Regions from separate parts of the Homo sapiens genome. Here region 2 is linked to region 1. A link is a loop called in an ENCODE intact Hi-C map of the cell type or tissue named here. Cell type or tissue: Caco-2. All regions are shown on one strand. Links, peaks and the distances in the headings refer to the core of each region. The heading gives the core; the rest is flanking DNA.

What was found. Peaks named below come from ENCODE experiments on the same cell type or tissue, not always from the same donor. Only the 100,000 strongest peaks of a DNase experiment are listed, where the experiment ranks them.
Region 2: it touches region 1 in a loop (3-fold over the local background); 6 of 110 quality-filtered maps call a loop at or near these places.

The regions. Positions count from the first base shown.
Region 1 is chr2:54,837,671-54,840,589 of GRCh38, reverse strand. All of the region lies in intron 7 of EML6 (EMAP like 6), which reads right to left. Among named protein-coding and RNA genes, the nearest start is that of EML6-AS1, 88 kb to the right of the region's middle. In Caco-2, for the core only: a CTCF peak has its summit at 1,857 (motif pointing right); a DNase peak (open chromatin) is centred at 1,829.
Region 2 is chr2:54,690,694-54,693,612 of GRCh38, reverse strand. No RefSeq gene overlaps it. Among named protein-coding and RNA genes, the nearest start is that of SPTBN1-AS2, 12 kb to the right of the region's middle. RefSeq lists a silencer at 1,607-1,901. In Caco-2, for the core only: no CTCF peak of the experiment used is centred there; a DNase peak (open chromatin) is centred at 1,642.

The DNA of each region.
Region 1 (2,919 bases), core at 299-2,798:
TTCCTTTATTTCAGAAATTTTTATTCAGCACTACTCTGTGCCTGACAGTGGAGCTTAACAGTGAACAAGATAGGCCCCTACCGTAATGAAGATTACATTTGAAAAAGGGGCCAGACATATGTAAGCAGATATCCATGCATCAAAAACTAAAGTGATGCAAATGTATATGTGTACCTATATACACATACATTGTATACAGATATAGACATATACATTACATCTTAGTGATACGTTATATATTTTAACTGTTATTGAATATTCAGATCATAGTCCTTTTATAATGCCATTGATTGTTTTAAAGACACGGCCCTTTTCCAGGCAGGTCTGGAATCCATGGCTTCACTGTAAGCATGAACACACCAGTTCTCCCAAGGCCTCCAACAGCATGTCTGGCCTCTCAAGGCCAAATGACTTGAATTTGTCCCAAGGGCCTGGAGCTGTATTTGGTCAAGTATCTATTTATGCTTTATTACAGAAAGGATTTAATGCTGTACTCTTCAGCATTATCAGGAAGCAAAGAGTTAATGATTTTCCAACATCAGCAAAAACTAAATAATCTACTTTTTTACTGTATTTATTGTCCTGCTATTTTTAACCTTATTTGGGGGAATAAATTCAGCAAGGAAAAAAGATTATAATAACCCACAACCTGGAATTAAATATCGACATTAAATATATATCTATATATCCTCTCTTTTAAAAAATTTTAAGAGGCTCAGGAACAAAGACCAAAACCTTCCAACTCAGCCCAGACTAATGAACCAGTCAAGTCACATGGCACTCAGTGTTTTTCAGACCATATCCAGGGAGCTCTTGCATTCCTCAGAAGAGTGCCAGGTTCCTGGCAAGGAGAGGGCCAGGAAATAGGACAGCAAGAGGCGGGAGTTTGAGGATCCCACTGCTGCATTTCCCTTGACACCTCACCATCTCCGATTTCATTTGAAAAAGGGTTCCACTGAACTAACCAACGTAAAGGCGGAGCTTAGCAAGGATTATTTCTGGCTACACATGGGTGGAAGGGAAGAGAACAAGAGAAGGAGTTGCTACATTTTCATTGCTTGCAATATCAACTTAATGAGCTGTGAACATTTTCTCTCAGAGAGCAACTGCGTCTCTCCCTAAGTACTCAGTTCTTTCAACACATCAATTGTCTTTTGTCACATCAGACAAGTCAATCTCATGGCGTCTGTCCACCAGGCAATAGATACAATACCAGGTCACTCTCATTCCTTAGATAACCATTTTAAAAAGGAAGACATCAGTGTGTCAAAAGCTGTATTCATGTTTCCTAATAACATCCCATTGCCATCCTTTTTTAACCTAATTGTTCTTCTGCATGCAAGAGTGGTAAAGAGAACCACACAGTCTCTTCTGGGAACCTTCTGGTGAGACCTTGGTGAATGGCAGATCCCTGACAAAGTTCTGACATTAATTCCCTTCTCCTGTCTATCCAGGCTTAGTTTCTACTTCTGACACAAACCCAGAGAACAGAAATGTAATCATGATGTCCCAGCTGGGCTGACCAAGGCAGCTGCAGCATTAGAAGGCAACGAAGCTGTCTTATACTGCTTTCTATTCTGCTCTGGGAGTCAGAGAAATATAAGCTAGTATTTGGAATATGGTTACAAATCCATCAGTAGTTAAGAGAAACAGGAGAAACCATCCTCATTATTTAAAACCACAGAAGTTCTCTTTCCTGGAGAAATACACATCATTGTTACTTTTGACACTGTGAACTGAAGGCGTTTCACCACACAGATGAGGTGTCCACATTTGGACACCATACCCTGTGCCACTTGTGATGAGAAACGTGGAGCTTGGGCCTATGCTTGGTACAGAGAGCCAGCAGATGGCGGTAGAGAGCAAATCACCCATCTAAACCAAAAAAATCCTCTTATGCCAAGACCAAATCCTCACCAGTCCGTGGCCCTGATTTTATACTCAGACCAGAGAAGAGAAACAGCAACCTTCCAATTCCCTCTGCTACAGTCCTGAAGCCTGGCCATGGGGAGATCTAGTCTGTGAATATCAAATCAGACCTCATTACTAAGGGACATTGCTTATTTTCTACCACTAGTTTATTTTGAACAGTTAAATATATGAACTGGATTTATATACCAGCCGTTGCCAGCTGTGTGACATGGTAAGGTATTTAGTCATTCATATCGTTAGTTCCTCCATCTGTAAAGTGGAGATTATTAGCACTCACACTTCATAGCATTGTGAGAATTCAACACAACAACACATGACCCAGTGTCTGGCACTGAGGAATGAATCAATACATTATGCTATTATTTTAACCCGCGGGTTTTGTGCTAGGTCAGGATCTTTCTATTAAGTTCACATCTCAGCACAGAACAACTTGCTGTATGTGTGGTCACATCCGAGCCCTGTAAGGTGGCAGTGCCAGGAACTATGAAGTGCCCTATGGGCCTTTCCTAGAGTCTTAGTTACTCTGCCTTATCTTACAACTTAGCTTTTGTCATTTGCTATTATAATTTTGATCTGCTGGCACTGCAAACTCACAGAGGAAAAGGCTATGTTCCAGCACACAAAGAGAACAAACCATTTGGGGAAGAAAATGGCCTTTTCTCCCAATTATTTGGTCCAAGAGGGGAAAACTGAAAGCAGGCAGAGGCTCGTATTTAATAGTGTTCTTAAAACCCATGTTCCAAGGCCTGATATGGTAAAGGGCCAGGCATGGTTGTTCCCAACCCTCAATGTACACCAGAATCTACAGAGAGAGCATTTAAAAGACACAGATGCTTGCGCCCCTCCCAGATATTCCTCCCAGTTGGTCTGGACCAGAGCAAGACTTCATTACTTTTAGCTCCCCAGGGCTGAGAACCACTGCCTGCTCAAGCCATTCTCCACCTAGTGTGTTCTTGCATGTCAGATTGTTGAAAATTCAGAGTGCCC
Region 2 (2,919 bases), core at 231-2,730, 150 kb after region 1:
TTCCTCATTTTGATCTACCTAGTGTCACTGAGACTCAGGCCCTTTGGTAGTGGTGAAGGCTGGCATCATACCATCCATGTGGTCACACTCATCCCCCTGCTTCAATCTGATGGCCTGCAGAGACATCTGGGCCCACAGCAGAGATTCCCCTAAGAACCCTGGGCAAGGAGAGTCAAAAGGACCCATCCATATGGTAAAGCTTGTTTTCCATTAGCTGAACAAACTGACATTTTCTAAAAGTGTGCTGCCCTTTGGTAAAGCTTATTGGTAAAGCTTGTCAGTAAATGAGCTTTACCAACAAGTTTACACATTTCACCCCTTTGTAATCAACATTGTTCAGCTGCACTCTTAAGATTTGGAAAGGATGGGGCCAGGCACAGTGGCTCATGCCTGTAATCCCAGCACTTTGGGAGGCCGAGGTGGGCGGACCACGAGGTCAGGAGATCGAGACCATGCTGGCTAACATGGAGAATGGCGTGAAACCCAGGAGGCGGAGCTTGCAGTGAGCCGAGATCACGCCATTGCACTCCAGCCTGGGCAACAGAGGAAGACTCTGTCTCAAAGAAAAAAAAGAAAAAGAAAAAGATTTGGAGAGGATGGTTTTTTTTTTTTTTTAGAGATGGGGTTTTGCTATGTTGCCCAAGCTAGTCTTGAACTCCTGGGCTCATGTGATCCTCCCACCTCAGCCTCCTGAGTAGCTGGGATGACAGGTGCCCACCACTGCATCCAGCAGGAGGCTGATTTTTAAAGTTAGAGGAATTTCTTGTGTAGTCTCCTCTGGCACTATTTCAGTGTTTCACTTGCTCCCTCCTAGTAATTTTATCATCCTTTCAAGTAAAACAGAGAAAAACCATGATGTGGCAGTTTTATACTTTGATGGCCTCAGGGAAATACACTTACTGGTTGTCATGCCCTTATGTATTATGTGTTCAAGCTCTTGACTCTGGCCTTGGCCATGTGGCTTGCTTTGGCCAATGGGACATTAGCTAGTGTGGTGCAAGCAGAGGCTTAATACACACTTTCACATGGGGGCTTGTCCTCTTCAAATGTTCCTTGGAGCTAGACCACTGTATTAGGCTGTTCTTGTATTGCAGTAAAGAAATACTTGAAATTTGGTAATTCATAAAGAAAAGAGGTTTAATCAACTTATGGTTCTGCAGGCTGTACAAGCATGGTGCCAACATTGCTCAGCTTCTGGGGAGGCCTTGGGGAGCCTTTACTCATGGTGGAAGGTGAAATGGGAGCTTGCTCATCATATGGCAAAAGCCAAAAGCAGGAGCATGGTCAGGGGGTGGTGTGCCATACACTTTTAAATGACCAGATCTCACAAGAACTTAGAGTGAGAGTTTGCTTATCACCAAGGGGATGGGATGGCCCAAGACATTCACAAGGAATCTGCCCCCATGATCTAAACACTTCTCACCAGACCTCATCTCTAGCATTGGGGATTAGAGTTTACCATGAGACTTGGGTGGGACATCCAAACCATAGGAACCGCTGAAGGGTGAAAAGCCAAGTGCAAGGAGATCCTGGAGGATGAGAGGCCATTTGGACATCCCAGCTCCAGCCAAATTGCCGGCTGAATGCAGTCGCATGAGTGATCTCAGCCACCCAACGTGGAGCAGAAGCTCCTCCCAGTGGAGCTCCATCAACCGCAGAACCATGACAAGTAATAAATCACATAGCTACTGTGCTTTGAGATGGCTTACAACACAGCAATCGATAGCTGAGCTATGTGTTAATAAGTTACTGTCTTCATTACATAGGGTGCTTACCTGAGATTTTCTCTTATGAAAGCATTACTGTGTGTACATATTTACCTTTGATAAAGATTCAGCTCCAAATTTATATTCAACTGAAATGTCAGAGGGATGCCTGACACCTTGCAATGTGCTTGGCCTCTGAGCCATTTAAAAACATATGTCACCCCGGTGCAGCTTTGTCCTCACTGACATGTCTACCAAGAAGCCTGGCTGGCTGGTGTTCCAGGCATTGTATGTCATATTTCTGAAAATGCTGACAGATTGTTTCACAGAATATTGTCATAATATCGTGTTACTAAATCTTGAGTTGCCTTCATGGTAGCACATTTTTGCAGGAATTGGTCTTATCCTGTTAGGTATCTATGACTATGTTTATGCTTAATCCCTGAAACTGGGAATTCAATATTTCTGAATGATAATTAACATCTATAGATTTTGATGTAGTTTTAATAATTGAATCAATATTTCTAACAACTTTATTAAATGCATTAATGAGATGCAAATTCCTTTTATTAAAATAAAAATGTGTATTTTTTTATTTTCTTTTTTGAGATGGAATCTCACTCTGTCGCCCAGGCTGGAGTGCAGTGGGACGATCTCAGCTCACTGCAACGTCTGCCTCCCAGGTTTAAACGATTCTCCTGCCTCAGACTCCCGAGTAGCTGGGACTACAGGTGCCCGTCACCACGCCTAGCTAATTTTTGTAGTTTTAGTAGAGATGGGGTTTCACCATATTGACCAGGCTGGTCTCGAACTCCTGACCTTGTGATCCACTCGCCTCAGCCTCCCGAAGTGCTGGGATTACAGGCGTGAGCCACCGTGCCCAGCCTAAAATAAAAATTTATTAAATGTAATTATGAAACTAGAAAACTATAAAGAAAACAATTCACCTATAGGAAAAGTATGAACATTAACAGTGACCTGGTTAAATAAACTGTAGGATAGCTACACAATGGAGTTTTATTATTTACCAGGCTGTCTGTTAGTTTCTAGATAGATATCTGTTTTCTACCATACAGTAGGACTTCAAAAAATGTTGAATGAATAACTTGTAAATATCTTATGTGTGTGTACCTCTGAAATGATTAAAAAACTCTAAATGAAACCAATTTAAATTCAGATATACTTCAACATACTAATGTTAATGAAAAATGTT